Linked DNA regions of Homo sapiens: region 2 is linked to region 1. A link is an interaction called in ENCODE POLR2A ChIA-PET data of the cell type or tissue named here. Cell type or tissue: PC-3. All regions are shown on one strand.

Evidence for each region. ChIA-PET counts read pairs that join two places held together with the same protein. Peaks named below come from ENCODE experiments on the same cell type or tissue, not always from the same donor. Only the 100,000 strongest peaks of a DNase experiment are listed, where the experiment ranks them.
Region 2: POLR2A ChIA-PET joins it to region 1 with 8 read pairs; 2 of 35 experiments call an interaction of 5 or more read pairs at or near these places.

The regions. Positions count from the first base shown.
Region 1 is chr1:155,464,765-155,468,764 of GRCh38, forward strand. All of the region lies in intron 3 of ASH1L (ASH1 like histone lysine methyltransferase), which reads right to left. Among named protein-coding and RNA genes, the nearest start is that of ASH1L-AS1, 95 kb to the right of the region's middle. In PC-3, no CTCF peak of the experiment used is centred here; a DNase peak (open chromatin) is centred at 2,457.
Region 2 is chr1:155,757,915-155,761,914 of GRCh38, forward strand. GON4L (gon-4 like) reads right to left here. Exons shown (of 32, transcript NM_001282860.2): 24 at 2,530-2,727; 25 at 1-120. Among named protein-coding and RNA genes, the nearest start is that of DAP3, 71 kb to the left of the region's middle. In PC-3, no CTCF peak of the experiment used is centred here; a DNase peak (open chromatin) is centred at 2,257; H3K4me3 peaks cover 467 bases; H3K27ac peaks cover 1,775 bases.

The DNA of each region.
Region 1 (4,000 bases):
TATTTGGCCAGTATTTGATGAACTTTTGAAGATAAAGACAGGATTTACAGAAACATTTTTGCCAATTTAAACAAGAGGGGAAAGGTAGTGCTTTTACAGCAAAACTGTAAGATGAAATCAGGGATACAAACTGTCAAAGTTGAAAAAGTAAAAAAAGAACATAACTGGATCATAAAGAAATAAGATTATGAAAATCTTTATAATAAACAGAAAATGAGCAGAAACCAAGAACCTGTTTTCAAATTGATTTGCCACAAAAAATCTTGATTGACATTTCCACTGGAGGAACTAAAACAAACCAAAGATATAAAAGTAATGCTACTTTTACAGATGCCTGGGTGTGAAGACAGTAAAACAGGCAAAGATAGCAGAATAGATAAAATTCTCACTGATAATAGTGTCTGCAGTGGTGGAGGCATCCCAAAGAAATCATGAGAATAAAGATTCAACTAACTACTCATTGAAGCCCTGAGCATCCTAGCCTAGAAAAACAAGGAATTTCCCTGGTGCCAAATACAAATTAGCAAAAAAAAAAAAAAAAAAAAAAACAGTGAATTAAATCAATAGTTGGTTGGACAAAACATATGTTTCTTTAGCCTAAGTTCACTATTAAAGCTTTTATAACTTAATATAGTATGAATTTTAGTCACACTCTGGAGATCAACACTAAAGACACAAGTAACTAAGAAATCATTTATATGAGTGGAATGTTTGATGTTTGCAATGCTAGAAATATCTTTGGGTGAATTACAGAAAAATAAATTAAGTATGCTAATTTGGAAGAATGCTATGCAGTAGTCAGTTCTAAGATATTATCGATTTTAAAATAATTTACTTTAAAAGTTTCTAACACTGAAATTGTTCCTTCCCACCAAAATTAAATTGTTACAAAAGTTTAGTTTTAAAAAAGATTTCTCTTCTTTCATTATTTATAAGTCAAAGCTATTTGGGAATGTGTGTTAAACAACGACTGAACCAAAATTGGTTGTAATAAAAATGGCTACCATAGTAAAGGAATATGAACATAAAATATCAAACTATTTGAGAACTTCTGGTCAAGATTTTTTTTGTTCCCAGATTCAAGTTCTGAATCCTTTGGTATGGTTCACAGTTGATAGCCACCTTGGAACCTTCTTGTGAATGAGCTGAATGCTAAGGTAAAAGCTGGGTCCACAATAAAAACAGCTGTTTTCAATTGTGGGAAATACAGAAAGCAATACATTTTATCTGATGCACCAACTAAATGCACTACAAGAGAGTATGACTCAGAGCCTGTTCTGGCGATTTTTAAGCTATAAAGTCTGTTTTGGCCGGGCGCTGTGGCTCATGTCTGTAATCCCAGCACTTTGGAAGGCCGAGGCAGGCAGATCACGAGGTCAGGAGATTGAGACCATCTTGGCTAACACGGTGAAACCCCGTCTCTACTAAAAATACAAAAAATTAGCCAGGCGTGGTGGCGGGCACCTGTAGTCCCAGCTACTTGGGAGGCTGAGGCAGGAGAATGGCATGAACCCGGGAGGCAGAGCTTGCAGTAAGCCAAGATAGCACCACTGTACTCCAGCCTGGGCGACAGAGTGAGACCCCGTCTCAAAAAAACAAAACAAAACAAAACAAAACAAAAACTCTGTTTTTTTCTCTAACTAGGCTATTTTTCATAATGCCCAAATGACATCATTCACTGAAATGGAATTCTTCTGGAAATTCCCCTAACTGCACTAACCACACCACAAACAATTTTCTTTCATCTCTGTAGGTTCACACTTCCTTTATAGGCATATCTTTTTTCTATCATGTTTTAAATCTTTTTAAAATTGATACATAATAGTTGTACATATTTATTGGGTACATGTGATATTTTGTTACATGTATAGAATGTATAAGAATCAGGTCAGAGTATTTTGGGTATCCATCACCTTGCGTAGTTATGATTTCTGTGTCAGGAACATTTCAAGTCCTCTCTTCTAGCTATTTTTGAAAAACACAATATTGTGCTGTCACCTATAGTCACCCCACCCTGCTACTGAACATCTGAACTTATTCCTTCTAACTGTTGCATAGGTGTGTCTTATAAACAGCACTAGAGAAATTGTTTGAGATCAGTATATTCTGATCAAAGCTTATACTCTTCAGTTAAAGAGAAAACTCAGTATTCTTTGCTTCAATCTATATGCTTGTACAGTGAATATACTTTTTCCAAAAAAAAAAGGTTTAAGCCTCACTTATTCTTGGAGGACAAAATATTCATCATCACTGAATGCACCAAATAATGTATATAATTTACATGTAGTAAATCATTTATAATAATGTTCCATTGTCTGCTTGTTCTATGACTTGTAAGCTATAAATGCTAAATGAAAATACTCCATTCTACTGCTCTGCCAATTTTAGAATCCAGGTTTGTAAGTTCTGTCATGTGTAGCCAGCCATGAGTCACATATGCTGAAAAACAGGGATGAAATAACTGACATTCCAGGTCAGAAACTCTTGCTCATCCAAGTCAGAAACTCTTGCCCATGAGACCTATTTCATGTCTACCTAACATACATACATAAATTAAATAGAATCACTATCAGGATTGGGAGAAACCAGGAAACCTGGCCTTACTTAAGTGTGTAATTTTACTGTAATTTCACTTGCATCAAGCTGATTTTATAGCTGTTAGTCTGTACAGTACAGAACAGTATATGTTAGAAAAATAAGCTAACTACCATATGCACATAATTTATAAAAGTGATTATAGCTGTTATTCCTTTTAAGTCTTCATAAGATTTAATTTTACAGTGAATATACTTGTTTACTTTAAAAATGCTCAAAGTGATAAGTCAGTTTGATTCCCCATTTTTGAAACAAGGAGAGAAGGGTTAAATGCCTTGGTCCAAGCTACACATTCCAGTGTCCCTAATCTGGTTTCATTTATTTTTCCTGAAATTTATATCAACATGATTTATCAAATATGCCTGTTTTACCCCCAACCAACACTTATGAGGAATCCACTCAATACAAATAGTAAATAACCTTTATTTCTTATTTCATCAATTATCAGTTTGAGATATGTTTTACTTAACAATTTGTATTCTGCTGTATTAAAAAAACTCATTATTCTGGAATAAATTCAGATTTACATAAAAGTTACAAAGATAGTACAGAGAATACTCGTATGTCCTTTACCCAACATCCCCCAATGTTAACATCTTACATAACTACAGTACATTTGTCACAACCAAGAAATTAATATTGGAATAATACTATTAACAAAATTCCAGACTTTGTTTAGATTTAGCCAATTTTTTTCCACTCATGTCCTTTTTTCACTGTCAATCTGGGATATCACATTGTATTTAGTTGTCATGTCTCCTTAGTCTTCTCTGTTCTGTAAAAGCTTCTCAGACTTTCCTTGTTTTTTCAGGTCCTTGATACTTTTTAGTACTGGTCAAGTATTTGTAGAATGCCCTTTATTATTATTATTATTTTTTTTTTCTGCTTAGATTTAACACATTCTATCAGAGAGTACATGATATCACCATGCCTTATCATTGGTGAAGTTAACCTTGAACTTGGTTAAGGTGCTGTCTGCCAGGCCTCTTCACTGTAAAGTTACTGCTTTTCCCTCTTCATACTCTGTTCTTTAAAAGTCAGCAGTCCAGTCCATATTCAAGAAGAGGTAAATTAAGTTCCACCTCCTGAAAGTGTGTTCTACATATATTATTTGGAATTTTTCTGTAAGGAAGATTTGCTTCTTTTCTGCCAAGTATTTATTTAGTCAATCATTTATTTAAATCAACATGGATTTATAGATATTGACTTTATTTTTTAGGTTATAATCCAATCCTCTCATATTTATTTTGTTGCTCAAACTGTCCCAGCTTGGACCACTGGGAGACATTTCAGGATAATAATATCCTGAAGGTGATCAACAATATTGCAATACCTATTATACAGTAGGTAGTTTTGGGAGCATTTTAACATGATACCAAATGTAAAATGAATCTACCTTAAATTT
Region 2 (4,000 bases), 290 kb after region 1:
GTCTGCACAGCCTTGGAGGACCTTGATAATCTTCTGGTGGTGTGAGGGGTTCTCTGCAAAGCAAATCTCCAGCTGCCGAAGGAACTTGCGGCTCTTCTCAAAAGCCTGCTGCTCCTCAAACTACCAGAGTGGAAAGTGGGCAAAAGAGGAGTCATGATACAGCTAGAGCAGGACTTGAGGGTTCTAAGGATAAGAACTAGTGGACTAGGACACAAGAGATGACAGAACCCTGGTTTAAAATTCTAGTTTACAACTATTGAGATCTAATTTAAAACCCTAACCTCCATCCACCTTGGGCCACTGGTGGGTAGCCACCCAAAGCAATTAAGATGTGAGCAACAGCTTCAAGAGATGTATATATTTCAAGTTGTTTGCTGTTTTAAGGATTGTGAAATCAGCCACCAAAATTCATATGATACTTTAGAGTTTATATTACAAAGAACTTTCAGGCTGCACAAGGTGGCTCATAGCTGTAATCCCATGTTGGGAGGCCAAGGCAGGAGGATCGCTTAAGGCCAGGAGTTCAAGAACAGCAACATACTGAGACTATGTCTCTACAAAAAAATTTAAAAATTAGGCAGGGGCCGTGGTGTACACCTGTAGCTTGAGCTACTTGGGAGGCTGAGGCAGGAGGATCCCAGGGGCCTGTGTTGTCCAGGCTCATCTCAAACTCCTGTCTACAGGCCAGCTGTGGTGGCTGATGCCTGTAATCCCAGCACTTCGGGAAGCCGAGGTAGGCAAATCACCTGAGGTCAAGAGTTCGAGACCAGCCTGACCAACATGGTGAAACCCCATCTCTACTAAAAATACATAAATTAGATAGGTGCGGTCATGCATGCCTGTAATCCCTGCTACCCGGAAGGCTGAGGCAGGAGAATCACTTGAACCTGGGAGGCAGAGGTTGCAGTAAGCAGAGATCACACCACTGCACTCCAGCCTGGGTGACAGAGTCAGACTTTGCCTCAAAAAACAACAACAATAAAACAACAACAACAAAACTCCTGGCTACAAGGGATCCTCCCACCTTAGCCTCCCAAAGTGCTGGGATTACAGATGCCAGCCACTGTGTCTGGCCATTGTCTCTCTCTTTTTTGTTTTTGAGACAAGGTCTTGCTCTTGTCACCCAAACTGGAGTGTAGTGGAGCAATCATGGCTGAGTGAAGCCTCAACCTCTCAGGCTCAAGTGGTCCTCCCACCTCAGCCACCCAAATAGCTGGGACCAAAGGTGTGCACCACCACACCCAGTTAGTTAATTTTTTTATTTTATGTAAAGATGGGGTCTTGCTATGTTGTCCAGGCTGGCCTCCCAAAGTGCTGGGATAACAGGTGTGAGCCACCATACCTGGCTGACATTATCTCTTTAAAAAAATTTTTTGGCCAAGTGTGGTGGCTCACACCTGTAATCCCAGCAATTTGGGAGGTCGAGGTGGGCAGATCACCTGAGGTCTGGAGTTCGAGACCAGCCTGACCAACATGGAGAAACCCCGTCTTTACTAAAAATACAAAATTAGCCAGGCGTGGTGGTGGCGCATGCCTGTAATCCCGGCTACTCGGGAGGCTGAGGCAGGAAAATCGCTTGAACCCAGGAGGCGGAGGTTGCAGTGAGCCGAGATCACGCCACTGCACTCCAGCCTGGGCAACAAGAGTGAAACTCCATCTCAAAAAAAAAAAAATTTTTTTTTTTGTTCACGTATACACTGATTGGAACCTCATAATACCAGAAGAGAAAATGGGCATCACACATTATATGCAGAACTACCCCACTGTCATTTAACCCCAATAAAACTCTTAGAATAATCCCGTTCCTCCCTTTGTTCCTATTTTTATGACGATAAGTCCAGGACTACTGGGATATCCCTCATGTTTAGCCTCCTATTCTGCAACATTTCACGTTACCATACCACAGTGGCCTTCCCAGACCGCTGTGTATAAAACCACCCCTCTAGTTTCCTTTCCTGCTTTATTTTTCTGTAAAACATGATCACTATAAAACATTGTATACTATATATTTTGCTGTTTATATTTATTTTTATAATTTATATTTTATATATTATATATATATATATATGATATATATATATATATGTTTTCTGGAGTATCATCTGAATTTCCTCATGATAACGTAAGCTCCACGAGGGCAGGAATTTTAGTCTTTTGTAATTACTATATTCCTAGCAATTGAGGTCAGGAATTGCTAGGAATTCCTGACAGTTAGGAGGCACCTAACAAATATTTGTTAAATGAATGTCTGGCTTGATACCAGTGAGAAGCAGAGAGCATATGACTCACCTAAGGTGTCCTTTGGCAACTATAGGTAAAACCCTCTCATTTATCATGTAAAGAAAATGGGAGAATGGGATTGGAAAGATAATACCCTGAAAAGACAGAGGCTTTTATCACTCTGGGCTAGGGGATGGCTGTGTGTCTGGAAGGAGCTGGGAGACTGAAAGAGTCTTATTCAACCCCATTCAATCCCAGTCTCACTCTGACCCAGGAGTCCCAGTGTACTTTTTTTCCCCATTCACTTACTAATCCACAGGCCAGAGCTTGCTCAGGTAACAGGAAAGCAGCAAAGTCTTTCAACAGCTGAGGCCAGTCTTGGAGCAGAATTTGCAGGCTTTTGTAGAGATCTACAGCCGTCCGTCTCTGGGTACTTGACTCAAATTCATAGATGACTTGAAGGAAGTCTTCATACTTGCCAGGGATATGTTGTAGGGCTTCTCGCACCTACACGGGAAGACTTTCAATCATCAACACCCTTTATTTGGGCCACAACAAGCAATAAGGGTACAAGGGAGAAGGCAGGGTTATGGTTAGAGAGCTCCAAGAATTATCCATCAGAGGCTGTGCCTCCAACAGATCTTAACATCTGACTGTTAATGGAAGACACAGAGCAATAGGCAAGGTAAAGATCTTTTTCTGGGAGTGAGCAAGTGAAAAATCATCTTCCACGTTCCACAGTTCTACCCACAAAACCAAGCAATGCTTTTCTCTAGGTCACAGCCCTAACCTTTCCTTACTGATTACAGCCCCATAATGAAATAGGTAACATGTGTTTGTACATGTATTTCAGCATGGGCGTAATTTGAGAGTAAATAATACATAAGTTAGGAATGTCAGTAAAACATTAGGAGATAAGAAAAAGCTATGACTATCATTGCCAGTATTCTGCTTTCCAGGGGGATAAAGGAATCAGGTGGTTACCAAGAGAAGGACACAGTTCTCCAGGACACTACCAAGAAGTGGTTAGCTTATGTGTGGTTTTTTTTTTTTTTTTTTTTTTTGAGACAGGGTCTCATTCTGTTGCCCAGGATGGAGTGCACTGATGCAATCATGGCTCACTGCAGTCTCAACCACCTGGGCCCAAGTGATCCTCCCACCTCAGACTCCCAAAGTACCTAGGACCACAGGCATGCACCACCATGCTTAGCTCACTATTTTTTTTTTATTTTTGTAGAGATGGAGGTCTCCTGTGTTGCCCAGGCTTGTCTTGTCTTGAACTCCTGGACTCAAGGATCCTCCTACCCCAGCCTCCCAAAGTGCTGGCATTATATGCAAGGGCCACAGCGCCCAGCCTGGTTCATTTTTTTTTTTTTTTTGAGACAGAGTGTCGCCCTGTCACCAAGGCTGGAGTGCAGTGGTGCGATCTCGGCTCACTGCAAACTCCGTCTCCCAGGTTCAAGTGATTCTTGTGCCTCAGCCTCCCCCGTAGCTAGGATTACAGGCGCCCACCACCACACCCGGCTAATTTTTGTATTTTAGTAGAGACAGGGTTTCACCATGTTGGTCAGGCTGGTCTCTAACTCCTGACCTCAGGTGATCCACCCACCTCGGCCTCCCAAAGTGCTGGGATTATAGGTGTCAGCCACCACGCCCAGCTGGTTCATGTCTTAAGAGCAATGTATTTTCCTGAAATCCACTTGCTGGCCAGTGTACCCACTATCTTTCTTCTCAAGCCAAAGGTTCTATAAAGGTCCTTATCAGCGCACCCAGTAAAGTC